Regions from separate parts of the Homo sapiens genome. Here region 2 is linked to region 1. Evidence: chromatin loops called from intact Hi-C (ENCODE). Cell type or tissue: A673. All regions are shown on one strand. Each heading gives the region's core, and the rest is flanking DNA. Links, peaks and the distances in the headings are about the cores only.

Evidence for each region. Peaks named below come from ENCODE experiments on the same cell type or tissue, not always from the same donor. Only the 100,000 strongest peaks of a DNase experiment are listed, where the experiment ranks them.
Region 2: a loop joins it to region 1, with 2.4 times the contacts of the local background. A loop is called at or near these places in 13 of 110 quality-filtered maps.

Annotation. Positions count from the first base shown.
Region 1 is chr10:70,149,139-70,157,138 of GRCh38, reverse strand. It overlaps SAR1A (secretion associated Ras related GTPase 1A), which reads left to right. Exons shown (of 7, transcript NM_020150.5): 6 at 3,170-3,301; 7 at 4,547-8,000. The coding sequence ends at 4,663. Among named protein-coding and RNA genes, the nearest start is that of TYSND1, 6.4 kb to the right of the region's middle. RefSeq lists an enhancer at 365-865. In A673, for the core only: no CTCF peak of the experiment used is centred there; no DNase peak of the experiment used is centred there; H3K27ac peaks cover 991 bases.
Region 2 is chr10:70,207,078-70,217,132 of GRCh38, reverse strand. PPA1 (inorganic pyrophosphatase 1) reads left to right here. Exons shown (of 11, transcript NM_021129.4): 5 at 2,547-2,633; 6 at 3,544-3,670; 7 at 7,448-7,575; 8 at 7,843-7,928. Among named protein-coding and RNA genes, the nearest start is that of PPA1, 21 kb to the left of the region's middle. In A673, for the core only: no CTCF peak of the experiment used is centred there; no DNase peak of the experiment used is centred there; H3K27ac peaks cover 2,586 bases.

The sequences.
Region 1 (8,000 bases), core at 1-8,000:
GCCACCGCGCCTGGCCCATGAACAGTAATTCTTTATAAGTAGTGTTGGCATAGTGAAAGCCTAAAAGCGATATTAGAGTTCTTTACATTTTTGAATCTGCATTCTCAGCTTGTGCCTACCCACCCTCCCACTGAATGACTTGCCAGACCTTCATGGTCTGTTCTCAGTCTTCAGTTTTGGTTGCATACATCCTTTGATACTATTAAGGACTCACTTCAAGTTTTCTCCTTTGTCAACATTGCATTTTCTCATGGCTTGATGGTTTCTATACTATTGGCTTTGTTATCCCTACTCCTTTACCCTATATCTCTTCTTTCTCTTTGATTTATAACTCCTTGCATTCTTGTTTCTGGCAACTTGAACCTGTCTTGAATTTATTTCTAAGTATGTTTCTCACATCTATAGCTCCAGCCTCATGTAGAATTGCCTGCCACGCAGTCTTTACCTTGCTTTTTTTTTTTTTTTTTAAACAGAATCTTCCTCTGTGGCCCAGGCTGGAGTCCAATGGTGCAATCACGGCTCACTGTAACCTCCAGACTTCTGGGCTCAAGCGATATTCCTGCCTCAGCCTCCCAAGTAGCTAGGACTACAGGCATACACCACCACACCCAGCTAATTTTTTTTAAAAAAGTGTTTTTGTAGAGACAGGGTCTCATTATGTTGCCCAGGCTTGTCTCAGTCTCCTGGCTTCAGGTGATCCTCTGCCTCGGCCTCATGAGGTGCTGGGATTACAGGCATGAGCCACCATGCATGGTCTCCATTCTCTTTGTTTAAACTCCTCTTTTCACTCTTGATTTTGGAGCTACCTCTCTGGCTGATACTTCTGTCTCTTTGAGAAGCACTAGTTCTTCTGGTTAGTCCTTAAATGTTGGTGTTCTCCAGAGTACTTTCTCCTAGGCTGGTCCCATCTACTCCCTTCATTTGGCACCTACATGTCAGTGACTCTCAAATGCATTTCTCTCCTCTAGACCTCTCCTGAGCTCTAATCTCATACCTAATCCTGCCTACTCTCGACAACTCCTACTACTGATTCTGTTTTCCTAGAATGGAACTATTTGTCTTTCCCACCCACCACCTACCTGGACATGCAGTCCACAAATCTGTGAATTAATATAAATCCTACCATGACCCTGATATGCACCATAATGCTAGAAGGAACTTTCTCAGACTTAATTGCCCTACTTAATATCCTTTGATAGTTCTCTATCATTTTCAGGATAAAATCTATAAATCTTTTGCATAGCACATAGGATCATTCATGATCCTCCCTCTGTTTCTTTTTACTGCCTACCTTGAACTATATTCCAAACAAACAACTTAGCCATCCTTGAATATGCACAAGTAGCTACTGCCTGGCTTTTTCACCTGTACCTCTCCTCAACCCCTCGCTTTGTCGGCAAATTTTAAAATGTTCTATAAGAGACCTCAGAGTTCAGATATGACTGCTTCTGGTAAGCCTCCCTTGACCTCTGAGACTGTGTTAGACTCCCACCTTACCAATGTCTGTTGTCTTTATTGATTTTTTTATAGTTCTCTCTCATCAGACTATGAACTAACATGATAGGGACTGTGTCTTATTTCTTTGCAAAACCCCTGCACCTAGCAAAGCATTAGACACATTAGGTACTTTGTTGTTGCTTAATGAATGAAGGACATTCTTATTCTAATTTTGTGTAACATTTCCTGGAATTCCAGATGGTCAAAGTACATTCCTCTTTATCTCTTTAACTCTGCTTTCCCCGCTAGCTTTCCTATTGGTGACAACTAGATTCCCAGGCTTGAAATCAGTGGCAGTTTTGACTCATTTGTCTTTTTTAAATTTTTTTTTTAATCATTTAGACATTGGTCTCTTCAATTCTTTCTTCAAAATGCCTCCTGCAGTATTCATTGAATGCTCTACCTTAAGCTAGATCATGATCTCTTACATGAACACCACAGATAGATACTATTTGTGAATTCATTATACTGAAAAATAAGATTTTATTCACTAACTTCTGGATTTGTGGTCTTTTAGGATATATTGCAGCTCACTTCTCACACTGGCCCCTAATGTGAGTCATCTCTTCTCATCCATTTACTTTGTCGCTGCATGTCTATCTAAATGCTTGAATCCAGCCATGCAGTACTGTGTGGCTTCCTGAATTATTGTCCTAATGCAAAGCCGTTGTTTATGTTCTTACTTCTCCTTTACACCTATCCAAACCCTGCCCTTCCTTTAGAGCCCTGTTTAGGTTCCAGATCTTTTCTAAGACTTTGCTCAAGCCCAAAATTGCCATTTTATTTCCCTGAACTTGTCTTAATGTTAATATTCAGTTCCCATTCATTGTGACACTTATCCACTATATTGTGTTCTTACTTGGCTTTGTTAACATAAATGTGGCTGGGCGTGGTGGCTCATGCCTGTAATTCCAGCATTTTGGGATGCTGAGGTTGGCAGATTACTTGAGGGGCAGGAGTTTGAGACCAGCCTGGCCAACATGGTAAAACTCCATCTCTACTAAAAAAATACAAAAATTAGCCAGGCGTGGTAGCACATGCCTGTAGTCCCAGCTACTCAGGAGGCTGAGGTGGGAGAATCGCTTGAACCTGGAAGTCACAGGTTGCAGTGAGCTGAGATTAAGAAAAAAGAAAAAAAACATAATGTGAACATAGAGTGAGGATTTTTTTGAGGACAGGAATGTGCTTCCTTTTGTATCCTCAGTGCCTGAGATAGTTACCCTTCCTACTTTATTCCTCTCAATGCCTGAGAGAGTTCTTCGCACACAATGGGACTTGGTGAATACTTGGGGAATTCCTGTAGTCATCTTTGAGGCTCTGTAGCCAGAGCATTCATTCTTATAGGACTTTGCTGAGGGACATCCTGAGGATAGTTTGTGGCTGAGCAGATTAGCTCAAAAGTTAATATTGGGGCAGTTCTGCTGCCTTGTAAATAAATAGAATAAAGTTGCAACTGTTTCGAGGCACTTAGGAGATTTTTACTTAATGTCATGGGTGTTATGTAATGTCAAGGTGAATCTTTAATCACTCAGGTATAAAGTTGATCAGATTTTCACTTTACATTAATGCCTTAAAAGATTAGTGGAAGTCAGAATTTTCATTATCTGGTGGGCTTTTGTAGATTCCTCACTTAATTCTTTTTTTTCTTTTTTTCTTTTTTTTCAATCTTTAGGCTTTAATGACTGATGAAACAATATCCAATGTGCCAATCCTTATCTTGGGTAACAAAATTGACAGAACAGATGCAATCAGTGAAGAAAAACTCCGTGAGATATTTGGGCTTTATGGACAGACCACAGGAAAGGTAAGAGAAAAATATTTGGGTTACATATAAAGGACATTAACAGTTTTTAAAACATGATGTTTCGCTATCTAGATTACCCTTTTCTTTTAAAGGCTTAAACAGGCTTAGGATTAGTTTTACTGTGAGTATTTTGTAAGCTCACTAGAGGCAGGAGTGTGTTCTTTTTAACGTTTTAAATGGGATTCATTCATCAGGTATTTGAGGAAGAAGGAAATGGTAGAAAAGGCAGATTTACTCTTCTAAGAGTTTATGATTATCTTTCAAATTTGATTCTGAGAAATTGCTTTTGAAATAGCCCTTTTTAGCCAGAAAATAATTTTTTTTTTGGACTGGAGTTTGCAGGTTATGAAGAAAAATAATCATTTCAATCACTTTCCAAGCATTGAAATCAAAGCACTTGATTATCCTCATTGCTTCTTGCTGAGAGAGGTAGGACTGTTGGCCGCATTTTGCAGAGGAAGAAACAGAGAGTGATTTGTTCAGGTCTACACAGCAAGTCAGTGATAAAACCAGAAAAAGAACTTGAGTCTTCCAAATCAATAGTTTTTACTGTCTTCAATTGGAAGGAGGACTCTTGTAGAAAAGCAGGCTTGAGAGAGAGAAAATCTAGATCAGATAAAGTTAAGCAGGAATCTTACTGTTCTTTTTAGCTTGGGGTTTTGGCATATTTAGTTTTTAAATATCTTCCTTTTCTGTGATAACTTTCTGACTTTTTTACATGGTTCCTTAGTCTCACCTCTTCTTGATTATCGGTTTCTTTATAGAAATACTTCCTTTCTTTCATTTAATTTCTCCTCTTTTGCATCAGTATTAAATACACATGAATTCTTCATTTCTTCAGTGCCACCTGTTATGAGTGTTTATTTCTGCATGCTTTTGTTAATGAGAATGTCCTTATTTTTAAACAGTCCCAGACCTCTTTTCTGCATCAGAGGGCATGCTGGTTCCATAAGTCCCAGTGGCTTTTTTCTTGGTTTGCTGCCATAACTTTACAGATAAATATTGGGTGTTCAAAGCAAATGCTCTTCAGAGAGAGAAAGGCTGGGAATAGAACTGTGCTGCTTATTCTATCCTGAAAACACGAAGCCTGGGGAAGTCATCTATATGGCCTTGACCACATTTCTGTAATTAATACCTACTTAGGTTTGCTTTTAAGGAATGGATAAAATGATTGTAATGATCGTCCTTTCAATCTTTTCCACCACAGAGATGCTAACAGGCCTTTCTTGGTTTTGCCTCCTTTAGGGGAATGTGACCCTGAAGGAGCTGAATGCTCGCCCCATGGAAGTGTTCATGTGCAGTGTGCTCAAGAGGCAAGGTTACGGCGAGGGTTTCCGCTGGCTCTCCCAGTATATTGACTGATGTTTGGACGGTGAAAATAAAAGAGTTTTACTTCTCTGGACTGATCCTATTCACAGCTTCCTCATGAACTTTTCTAATAGAACAAGGAAAGCTCTCCAACCATGTCTGGCGTTGAGAAGCCAAGAGTCTCTGTCAACTCTCTCATTGCCCAGTGGTGACATGTGCTCTTCTCCACACTGTTGGGAGGTAATGCTGCCCCACGTGCTGGTGCAGGTCAGTATCCTGGGACTTGGAAGCTGGCAGGATTTGCCGGGTAAAGCTGTATGCCATCATGGGGCACCTGAAAAGAAAAACACGTCTCACCACTGTGGTTGATTCAAAAGAAAGTGATTCTATTTTTTAAAGAAAGCGTTGTTAATGTAATTGGTATCCCTCCTAACTTTTTGAGTTCACAATTTACTTGGTCCAGAGTTTTCTATTCTTTTTTTTTTTTAAACTAATGAATGACATTTAGATACTTCATAAAATTATGAACAGATATGGAGGCCAGAGCTCATTTGGGTAAACTTACTCCTGCTGAGTTAGCAGGTTGGTGAGAGAAGCTCCCCTGAGCTCACCTGTCTCTCTGACTGCCTTGGAGTAGGTGGCATAACCTTGTGCACAGAGAACTAGAAAAGGGGCAGAACCCCGGCCTTGCAGTTGTGGCAGGTTTCCACTGTGGTAAGCTAGGTTCATTCCTCATCAAGGAATGTGTAGCAGATTGTTCACTGTGGAGGAGTTAATTATAGAATGGGTTATTGTTGTTATTCTTACTCATGAAGTTACAGATTTTAGCCAGTCTTTGCTTTTATACTTTTGTGAAATTTAATTTCTCTCTATAGCACCTTCCTTTTTCGTTTTCAGTTATCAAAAGTGACTTTGACCTCATAAAAGAGTTGAGAACATCTCTCGTGTCACATACTGCAGGTGCATCAGTTACTTTTGCACAGATTCTAGGGGGACATTTTTCTGAATAGGAAGACAGGACAAAGTTAACAGCTTAAGGGCTCTTAATTCTGTGAGTTGAGGACTTAAAAGTATTGTAGCATTTGTTTGGATCCATGAAAAATGTATTCAGTGGGCTTTAAAATTTCCATTTGCAGAATTTGGTCTCTCAGGCTGTTTGGGAGCTCTTTTTTTTACATTTTTTCTCCTTTGACACCTATTTTATTGGTGTTTAAAGTAAAGGTTAACATCTGTAGCTTTTCCAGGTTTTTTTTTTTTTTTTTTTTTTTTTGGTATGAAATTGTCTTTCTCCATTGCAGAAATAAGCTAGGGAAACACTAACCCAAAAACTTTCTGTAGAGCTGTTCCTTTGGAGGCAGCATCACTTATTGGCAGTAAAGACTCAGTATAAAAGCACCGGCATCCCTACTTGGGTGATGGGGATTAATTTTATAGCATTCCATTTTCCTAGTGCCACATGTGAAATTGGATTTTGATGATCTTAATCTATATTCTACCCTTATAATAAAAGATCAAAAGATATATCTCCTATGAACAGATTGGAGATAGGAGATGAAAAGTTGGGAGGATGTCTTTATTCTAATGTGAGGGTAGGGAAAATGTGGATAACATTACTGGGGTGAGGGAGGCATTGTTCTTTAGTTGGAGTTCTCATTCTTATTCTCCAGTACTGACTTGTGGGGAAAGCATACTTTTTCACTGCCAGGTACTGAATGCAGAGGCTCAGTGAAGTATATATGTGGGAAGTGCATGCATTTCGTTTATTAGCAAACATAGCTGGATTAAGACAAAGTTGTTGGTTTGGAAAGGGGTTAAAGCCTTAAGTGAACAAATCTAGCTAACAGTGAATGAACTAGGTAATATAACTTGCATATTTTTAATTTCCTTTGGTTAAAGGTCCCCCATACTTCTCTGTTCGGAGACATGAGAAGTATGATTACTTCAGTGTTAGTTTTCTTAATTTTTTTTTTCCCCTATTTGTCCCTTGTCACTTTGTTGCAAGCTAGAAATCTGTGGGTTATACATAGGGCAGCTCTTTGTGAAAGTGGTTTATTCCACTGGAGAAAGGGGATTGAAAATCAGTTAGAACCAATGTATTTCTTGCCCCACGGAACACTATTCCTATAAGATAGCTGAAAGAAGCTGCTGTGAGGAGCTCAGCTCCAAACACAGGATCAGCACCTTGTATAGGAATTCCCATGAATTATGACTTCTCATTCTGTTTTATCAGAGTGCATATATGTCCTACTTCAGGAAAAGTAAAACAGTCATTTACGAAAGAAAGTCAATCTGTATCCTAAGCATTTTAATAAAAAGTTAAAACAAATACGCTATTTCCTTTTTTTTTTTTCATTGGTTTGTTCTGAGCTCTGAGTTTGAACAATGCCGTTTATTTGGGGAGGCAACCAAAAGTTCCCTGCATAGAGGAAGAGACATTTAGGGTGCGTGTGAGATACTTGAATTTTGCCACCAGGAGGGGGAAAAAGGCTGGGGTACTAGAAGTAATAGATTTAGTACTACTTGAGAGATTTGGAACATGCTGTGGACCCAGGGTTGTTGGTCATCTCTGCAACAGGATGGGGATGGCAGATGTTTGAGCAAAATCTATATTAACATGCTAGCAAGGACTAGTTCTAGTTTAGCTGTGTTTCACTCATTTTACACAGAATTAGAATTGGCCAGGTGTGGTGGCTCACGCTGTAATCCTAGCACTTTGGGAGGCTGAGGTGGGTGGATTGTCTGAGCTCAGGAGTTTGAGACCAGCCTGGGGAACAGGGTGAAACCCCATCACTACTAAAATACAAAAAAATTAGCTGGGCATTGTGGTACATGGAGTAGCTCCCAGCTACTCTGGAGGCTGAGGCGGAGAATCGCTTGAACTAGGAGGTGGAGATTGAAGTGAGCCGAGATCATGCCACTGTACTCCTGCCTGGGTGACAGAGCAAGACTCTCTCTAGCTCAAAAAAAAAAAAAAAAAAAAAATCAATTAAATGCTACATTTGGCAAAATGAGAAAGAAAGAATTTCCTTTACTAGGCTTGTAGGAAGACTGCTTTTACAAAAACCCAAATGAGATCATAAAACTAAAGTACTGGGACAAACAGTGGGAAACAGTGCAATGGGTTCTTTTCAACCAAGTATTAAAGTATTGGAGATATTGCCGGGCGCGGTGGCTCACGTCTGTAATCCTAGCGCTTTGGGAGGCCAAGGCGGGCGGGTCATGAGGTCAGGAGTTCAAGGCCAGCCTGACCAACATGGCAGAGCTCCGTCTCTACTAAAAATACAAAAATTAGCCAGGCACGGTGGGACGCACCTTTAATCCCAGCTACTCAGGAGGCTGAAGCAGGAGAATCGCTTGAATCGGGGAAGCGGAGGTTGCAGTGAGCCGAGAT
Region 2 (10,055 bases), core at 1,180-9,179, 59 kb before region 1:
GGGCTGGAGTGCAGTGGCGTGATCTCGGCTCACTGCAAAAGCTCCGTCTCCCAGGTTCACGCCATTCTCCTGCCTCAGCCTCCCAAGTAGCTGGGACTACAGGTGTCCACCACCTAATTTTTTGCAGTTTAGTGGAGACGGGGTTCACTGTGTTAGCCAGATGGTCTCGATCTCCTGACCTGTGATCCGCCTGCCTTGGCCTCCCAAAGTGCTGGGATTACAGGTGTGAGCCACCATGTCTGGCCTAATAGTCAACCTTTTGAGAAGGGTTGTTTACCAATTTATTCCCAGCACAATGTCAGTATGTAGTAGGTTCTTATTTGATATTTGAAGAATCACTAGGATCTTATCTATAATGAGTAAATGACATCTATTTAATTCTATTTTGGCTAGGCCAGTGCTGTGGCACTTAAAATTTAATGCTGAGACACTAACTAAATATTCAGTTTAATTTTTTTGCTGTTGATAAATGGTTTGTTTTTATTAACAATGAAGTCTGTTAAATGGAACGTACTATGAAACAACCCATAAGATAGTAGAACATAGGTCTGACCCATCTAGCTTGTTAGGTAAGCACAAAGTCATTTGTTTGTCTTAATTACAGTGTTTCACCTTATACTTTAATTGAAATTTTTTTTTTTTTTTTGAGACGGAGTCTTGCACTGTCGCCCGGGCTGGAGTGCGGTGGCGCAGTCTTGGCTCACTGCATCTTCTGCCTCTCAGGTTCGAGTGATTCTCTTGTCTCAGCCTCTTGTGTAGCTGGGATTACAGGCGCCTACCACCACGCCCAGCTAATTTTTTGTATTTTTATTAGAGACAGGGTTTCACTGTATTGGCCAGGCTGGTCTCAAACTCCTGACCTTGTGATCTGCCTGCCTCGGCCTTGCAAAGTGCTGGGATTACAGGCATGAGCCACCACGCCCGGCCTCAATTGATTTATTAATAGTATTTAGCCTTGATATATCATCCTTGTAGGAGAACATTGCTGAAATACTTACTCTTCTGTGGGTTGGATTTTGCTTTCTTAATGTTGGATTTGTTAGATGTGGTCTTCCTTTATCCCCCTTCTCATTTATCTTTTTGCCTTTACTCCAGCTGAGTAGACAAACAAATCTGAGTAACGTGTTCTAGTTGGAGGAAAAAAGAACCAATGCAACAGCTACATTTTAAACCTAACATCCTGGCTAGCACAGGCTTTCAGTTCTTTTGTGAGATGTTCTGCAAGGACTCTGGCTTACAATTTAGGAAGGAAAGAAAACCAGTCATGTAAAGCTCCAGAAAATTCTGATTAAACTTTTCAGTCCGGGCTCCTGGTCAGTGATGATACTTTTAACATCAGAACATAACCTTTTGGCTGGGTGTGGTGGCTCATGCCTGTAATCCCAGCACTTTGGGAGGGCAAGGTGGGAGGATCACCTGAGGTCAGGAGTTCGAGACCAGTCTGGCCAACATGGTGAAACCCCATCTCTACTAAAAATACAAAAATTAGCTAGGCATGGTGGCATACACCTGTAATCCCAGCAACTCAGGAGGCTGAGACAGGAGAATTGCTTGAACATGGGAGGCAGAGGTTGCAGTGAGCCAAGATTGCGCCACTGCACTCCATCCAGTCTGGGCGACAGAGCAAGACTCTGTCGCAAAAAAAGAAAAAAAGAAAAAAAAGGAAGAAGAAAAACAACCTTTCCATTTTACTATTATTGCCTATCTACTTCTGTTTTGGGAATTTATTATAAAGAAAATCTAAGACCAGGTACAGTGGCTTATGCTTATAATCCCATACTTTGGGAGGCCAAGGTGGGAGGATCACTTGAGCCCAGGAGTTTGAGACCAGCCTGGGCAACATAGTGAGACCCTGTCTCTACAAAAAAGAAAAAGAAAAAAACCACACATTTTTGTTTGTTTTGTTTTCTTTTTTTGTTTGTTTTGTTTTGTTTTTTTGAGATTGAGCCTTGCTCTGTTGCCCAGGCTGGAGTGCAGTGGCATGATCTAGGCTCACTGCAACCTCTGCTTCCTGGGTTCAAGCGATTCTCCTGCCTCAGCCTCCCAAGTAGCTGGGATTACAGGCATGCACCACCACGCCTGGCTCATTTTTGTATTTTTAGTAGATACAGTGTTTCACCATGTTGGCTAGGCTGGTCTCAAACTCCTGACCTCAGGTGATCCACTCTCCTCAGCCTCCCAAAGTGCTGGAATTACAGGCATGAGCCATCATACCCAGCCTAAAACCACACATCTTTAAAGTAAACGTTTGGGTCTATATTTGTGTTTCCCTATTGTCTCAGTTATTGAGTAGTTGGCTTTTGCTTGTTTTAAATAGGATCATTATCTGTTTTAAAGCTTAAATTTAGTTTAGCATTAGATGTGTAGTAGGAGCTACAGCATTTAATTGAAACTCTTGTGTGTAGTTAAGATTCTTAAATGCGAATAAAGAACTAAAACAATGAGAAAAAAGTAGCTGAAGAGTCATAGGATGTTATCTGTTATTCTCAACATGATCCATTTTGTCAGTATGTATAGGAATGATATACACTGTCTTATATTTTTAGACTTGGGAAGACCCAGGGCACAATGATAAACATACTGGCTGTTGTGGTGACAATGACCCAATTGATGTGTGTGAAATTGGAAGCAAGGTAATGAAATGTGACATTTTTTTCTTTAGTGTTGAGATATTAATGAAGTATACCAAATTTCATACTTTAAAAAATACTGTGAATAAAATGCATGAATATTAGTGAAATAATGATGTCTCTTTGGTATTAAAGGCTTCTTGCATTTTAAGCATTTGTATATTATAATTTTTACATTTAAATCTAGTCTGGAAAAAAATGTGTCTATGTATGTATGATTGAACATATATCTAGAAGAACTGGACATGTTCTGCATTGCTTTAGAAGATGGATAATTAGTCAATAGGTGAAAGGTACCAGGAGGGAAATTCCCTCTCAAAACATGGCAAATCTTGCCTAACAATTTAGAATGATCAGTAAATTGACCCGAACCAAATAACCTCATGAGTTGGAGATCCATGGTAGTAACTCCTCCATCAAGTAGGGTTGTTCTAAGATTCTGATTATAGTTATTTCTTTATGTCTCTCTCAGGTGCAGAGAAATAGTAAACAACTAAAAACAAAGTTATCATTTTGTTTTTTAAGTCATAAAGTTTTTGAGTCATCGTATGACTTGCTTAACTCATGACTTTTATAAAATAAAAGGTAAAGCATATTAAGATACGTATTTGAGACTATGGAGGACTTATTCTTCAGTATAATCAATGACAGTGCAAAAAACATTGATTACCCTGAGCTATGTACTGGTTTCCCTATGACCTAGAAGAAAATAGGACCTATAAGTCCTGTTTTCAACTTTAATAGGACTGATGAAACATTTACTCATTTAGGTTTTTAAAATTTGCTTAAAGGAACAATCTTCAGGTAAATTCTCAAGAACTTGGCCTCTTTCTTATTTCCTGTTAGCCAAGTAAAACTGTCTTCTAGAGTGTGGTTCTGTAATGTTGTCCTGACTTTGGCTATTGACTCTCAGGTATGTGCAAGAGGTGAAATAATTGGCGTGAAAGTTCTAGGCATATTGGCTATGATTGACGAAGGGGAAACCGACTGGAAAGTCATTGCCATTAATGTGGATGATCCTGATGCAGCCAATTATAATGGTAAGAAAATTTGAAAAGTCTGAAGTCTTTCTAATTAATTCATAAGCACCACCATACTTAACCTATAATGACAGAATTGTAAGCCCTTACCTTCAAACTGTTAAAGGATGGAGGAACAAAGCACTGGACAAGCATTATTTCTATGACTGCACTTGTAATTAACTAAGTAAACTTTCTCCTTCATTCCAGGAAAGAAAAAATCTGGTAGGTTCTTACTGTTTTTTTGGTCCTTTCCTTCCCCACATACCAGCACTCAGTTGGTATGTTTATTTATTTTAAAACATTTAATTGAGATATTCACATATCAAAGAGTCACCATTGTAAAATGTACAATTCAGTGGTTTTTAGTATATTCACTAAGTTGTACAACCATCACCACTCTCTAATTGCAGAACATTTCATCAGCCCAGAGGAAATCCTGTATCCATGGGCAATCACTCCCTGTCCCCCTTCCCTCAGTCCCTGATGACTGCAGATCTACTTTGTGCCTATGGATTTGCCTATGCTGTTATTTCATGTAAATGGCATCATATAGGTGGCCTCTGTGTCTGGTTTATTTCACTTAGCGAAGTAAGTGTCTTCAGGATTCATCCGTATTGTAGTATGTATCAGCACTTCATTCCCTTTTTTTTTTTTTTTGGTGGTAAATTTTACATAACATAAAATTCACCATTTTAATTAAAGTGTGAAATTCAGTGGCATTTCATTCATTCACAAGGTTGTGCAGCCATCACCACTAGTTCAAGTCATTCCCTATTCCCTCCTCCTCTCCAGGCCCTGGCAGCCACTAATCTGCTTTTTGTCTTTATAGCTTTGCCTATTCTACCTATTCTAGGTATCTCATATACATGGACTGGTACAATATATGGATCTTTGTTGTTGCTGTTTCTGGTTTCTTTCACTTAGTATAATGTTTTCTAGGTTTATCCATATTGCATATTGTGGCATCTGTCAGTACTCCTTTTTATGGTTGAATATTATTCCATTGTGTGGATATACTACATTTTGTTTATCCATTCATCAGTTGATGGACATTTGGGTTGTTTTGGCTGTGTAATGCTGCCATGAACATTCCTGTACAAGTTTTTGTGTGGACTTATGTTTTTATTATTGGGTACATACATAGGAGTTGCCAAAGCTAGAACACTTTGAGCAAGAAAATAAAGTAGTATTGTAATATAACCTGGAACATAAAATAAATCTCCATGAGTCTATACTGACAAATAAATGATTGAATAAATAGACAAATGAGGAAGAATAGACAAATCTCAAAGCAGAAGAATTCCAAATAATTTATGCAGATACTCCATTCTCAAGGAGGTCCTTAATTGTGAGTTGTGCCTGGTGACTTCCTTCCAAAGAGTACAGTGTGGGTAAGGGAGAGGAGAGGATGACTTTAGAGCAGAGAAACTTGACAAACACTGCCTCAGCCAGGTGATGGAGGTCAATGTCAGCAGTGATAAGAGTCACCTTGAGAGCATGTTCCCTCAAAATGATGTGATGTATATTTGCATCTGTGTTAATTCATTGAAGAAGGACTGGAAGAATGCCAATCCTTTAATGTTTCGTTTCAATTTTGAAAGGTGAGAGTGCATTCACACCATCTGTTCACTACTTGGTAGTACGGCTCTGTTCTGTTGGTCCGTGTGTGCATTTCCAACGTGCTTCTTATGCAAGAGAACTTGGCATGCTGTGGCCACAATTAGTGAAGCCAAGCCCATCACTCTGTCAGCACTCATTTACTAAGGCTTTATTTTCCTGCAGTTCAGGTTATTAGAACCCTGAAAACTTTCTCGGGGTGGCTGGTCCCATGGCGCAAGTAGTATGCAGCTTTCCCTAATGTCAACCTAAGGCAGTGTCTATTGTCCATCCTATAGCTTGCCCCTGTGCATCTCTTCCATTTGCTGTCCCTGAGTTGTATTTATATAACGAAATTTAAACTTCAGTGTTTTCCTGAGTTCTGTGAACCATTTTAGCAAATTAGGGGACCTGGGGAGAGGATTGTAGAAACCCCTAATTTATAGCTGATAGTCAAAAGTACAGGAGGCATCTGAAGTGGGGCAGTCTTGTGAGACTGAGCCCCTAACCTTTGAGATCTGATGCTAACTCCAGGTAGATAGTATCAGAATCACAGTGAATTACTGAGCACTCAGTTGGTGTCTGAATAATTGGAGAATTAGTTTCTGTTATTGGAAAACATCAACATTTGCATGTTGGATTTCTGGATTTCCAAATTATTTCTATATCAGGTGACACATTTCATGTAAATTATAAGTTCTTTGAAATTTACTAGTGCTTAAACATTTCCCAGTGCATTCTGTAAAGTTTCCATACTTTTAGTGATATTATGATAATAGAATGCATGCTATTCTTTATGCAGATTATAAATTGGATTGAAGCGGCCGGGCGCGGTGGCTCACGCCTGTAATCCCAGCACTTTGGGAGGCCGAGGCAGGCGAATCATGAGGTCAGGAGATCGAGACCGTCCTAGCTAACACGAAACCCCATCTCTACTAAAAATACAAAAAAATTAGCCAGGCATGGTGGTGGGCACCTGTAGTCCCAGTTACTCAGGAGGCTGAGGCAGGAGAATGGCGTGAACCCGGGAGGCAGAGCTTGCAGTGAGCCGAGATTGCGCCACTGCACTCCAGCCTGGGAGACAGAGCGAGACTCCTTCTCAAAAAAAAAAAATAAATTGGAGTGAAGCAATGTTATCTTATACAAATATAAATAAGCTTTTGTTATTGTTGAATGTATTTCTCTTCCTCATAATACTTTTCCTAACTGACTTTTTAGGATGTGTATCTCTGTTTGCTTGCATTGAGCAGGAGTTTGTTATTTGAAGTGCAGTTTGATAACATTGAGGCTAGCCATTGTTGATGGCTATACAGAAACTTAAAATTTTTAAAGCAGTGCACTTTTCTGTCAGCCAGAACTAAAGTATTGTTATGTACAGTGCCTGTACTATCCAGCAAAGTCTAGTCACATTTAATACGTAACCCATCAATGGATATCAATCTAATCTATTTTTCTTATCTTTTAGTATGTAATAGTGTTGTGATCCTCTGACATAGCCTCTGCCTCTGGACCAGGGATAGTACCTCAAGCCTGTAATCCCAGTGCTTTGGGAAGCCAAGGCAGGAGGATTGCTTGAGCCCAGGAGTTTGAGACCAGCCTGGGCAACATGACGAGACCCCATTTCTACAAAAAATTTAAAAATTAGCTGGGCGTGTGCATGCTTATAGTCCCAGCTACTCAGGAGGCTGAGGTGAGAGGATCGCTGAACTGTGGAGGTCAAGGCTGCAGTGAGCCTTGTTCGGGCCACTGCATTCCAGCGTGGGTGACAGAGCGAGACCTTGTCTCTGAAAAAAAAAAAAAGATAACCTCTGTCTTTTTCAGTATCTTGTACACTTCTCATAGGAATTATCTACATTTGCCAAACTGGTTGTTTCATTATGTAGCCACCAGCTGTTTGCCCTTACCTAACAGAGATTACTATTGTACTGATTGTTCTCTGTACTTAGTGTCAGAGCTATTCAGAGATACTAGATGATTTTCTTTCAATGTATATGTGTATGGCTTCTCTTCTCAACAAGGGGCTTCGCTCCAATGTTATCTTGAACTTCCGTGATAAGTCATTCCACAGCTCTTTCAAAATAAGTACTTGGAATTTTTGTTGAGTGTATAATTATTTGTGCATCTTGAAATCTGCTTATTCTCTTCTTTCTTTTTAAAAAAATCATTCTCACTGTCATCTTATGCTTCTTCTCTTCTTAGATATCAATGATGTCAAACGGCTGAAACCTGGCTACTTAGAAGCTACTGTGGACTGGTTTAGAAGGTATAAGGTTCCTGATGGAAAACCAGAAAATGAGTTTGCGTTTAATGCAGAATTTAAAGATAAGGTAATATGTCATTCAGAACTGTAGCTTTAGGCTCATTTGTATTGAGACTCATAATTTAACCATATTGTTACCATCTAAAGATTCACAAAACAGAAGTCTGGAAACATAACACAGTCTTGGTGTTTATTTATTCACTTTAATATTCTCTTCCATTTTTAGAATAAGGAAATGATTCAGAAGAGACAAAGTATCAGGCTTTGGGGAAATGTTGATAATAGGAAAATAATACCTTTTTATCATTGTAATGCAAACCTCTTCAAATTATAGGACTTTGCCATTGATATTATTAAAAGCACTCATGACCATTGGAAAGCATTAGTGACTAAGAAAACGAATGGAAAAGGAATCAGTTGGTAAGTGTAAACACTTTGCATGTTTAACACACAAAGCAGACCAGCTTGCAGAAAAGGTTTTAATAATCATAAGACACTGTACTGTTACTTTCACTTAGAAAAGAGATACAAGGCTGGGTGCGGTGGCTCACACCTGTCATTCCAGCACTTTGGGAAGCCAAGGTGGATGGATTGCTTGAGCCCAGGAGTTGAAGACCAGCCTGGACAACATGGAAAAACCCTGTCTCTACAAAAAGTACAAAAATTAGCTGGGCATGGTGGTACATACCTGTAGTCCTAGCTACCTGGGAGGCTGAGTTGGGAGGATCACCTGAGCCTGGGGAGGTTGAAGCTGCAGTGAGCCGTGATCGTACCACTGTACTCCAGCCTGGGCGACAGAGCGAGACTCGGTCTCAAAAAAAAAAAAAAAAGAGTACGAGAAACAGCCAATGTACAAAAATAATTCTCCCAGAAATCTTCTATTCTGTGTCAGGATAATGTCCTATAAAATGAAAACATTGTCCTTCCAACAAACAGAAGAAAAATGGAGAAGAGTTATATGTGTAAAAATGTACAGTCCTAAGAGTTGGCATTTGTCTGGGTGCTATATGGCTCATTCCTGTAATTCCAGCACTTTAGGAGGCTGAGGCAGGAGGATCACTTGAACTCAGGAATTGGAGACTGGTGGGGGCAACATAGTGAGACCTCATCTCTACTAAAAATTAAAAAAAAATTAGCCAGGCATGGTGGCGCTTGCCTGTAGCAAGGCTGAGGTGGGAAGATCACTTGAGCCTTGGAGATCAAGGCTGCAGTGAGCTGTGATTGCCCCACTGCACTCCAACTGGGGCACCTGAGCAAGACCCTGTCTCAAAAGAAAAAAAAAAGGAAAAAGATTTGGCTTTTAAGTTAACTTCTCTATTTTTTCGTATCTTACGATTTCTATGAAAATGGTCTTAATGTATGTTAAATAACAGGTCAGCAAAGATGATTCATTTTTCATTTTGATGGTGTATTTCTTTGTTGTTGTTGTTTTCTGAGACAGAGTCTTGCTCTTGTTGCCCAGGCTGGAGTGCAATGGCATGATCTCGGCTCATTGCAACCTCCGCTTCCCGGATTCAAGAGATTCTCCTGCCTCAGCCTCCTGAGTAGCTGGGATTACAGGCGCATGCCACCACGCCCGGCTAATTTTTGTATTTTTAGTAGAGACGGGGTTTTGCCGTGTTAACCAGGCTGGTCTCGAACCTCTGACTCATGATCTGCCCGCCTCGGCCTCCCAAAGTGGTGGGATTACAGGCGTGAGCCACCACACCCGGCCTTGATGGAATATTTCTAATTGGGCACATATTATATTAGTACTATAATGACTAATATATAGGAAAACTTGAACTACGGATAAACAAAAATAAAATGTATTTTTAAAACATGATCCATATTTTAGACTAAAGTGGGCTAAAAAAACCCAAAAAACATATTAGGATTGTATTATATACACGACTTGTCTTACGATTTTTAAAATTTAACACTATGTAATAAGCATTTCCTCATGTCATAAAAGATATAATTTTTTTTTTAGAGACAGGGTCTCTCGCCCAGGCTGAAGTGCAGTGTTACTATAATAGCTCACTGTAACCTCAAAGAAGTGATCCTTCTGTCTCAGCCTGCCAAGTAGCTGGGTACTACAGGCACGCATCACCACTCCCAGATGATTTTTAAATTTGTTGTAGAGACAGTGTCTTGCTGTGTTGTCCAGGCTGATCTTGACCCCCTGGCTTTAAGTGATCCTCTCACACCTCAGCCTCCAAAAGTGCTTAGACTACAGATGCGAGCCACCATGCCTAGTCTAGAAATATCATATTTTAATAATATAATATTCCATCTCTGTATAATATGTTTTATGGATAAACCTTTTTATTTTTAAATCCCTGCAAAGAAGGATAAACTATTTTTAATCATTTCTTATTATTGGACATTTTGGTTACTTCCAATTTTTCACCACTATTAATAGTGAAATAGTATATGGTAAACACCTTTGTAAATTACCGTTTCAGTATTGGATTGGGTTCTTAGAGGTGGAATTTCTCTATCAAGACCTATGAGCTTTTTAAAAGGTTTTGGATACATTTTACAGAAATATTTTTCAGAAAGATT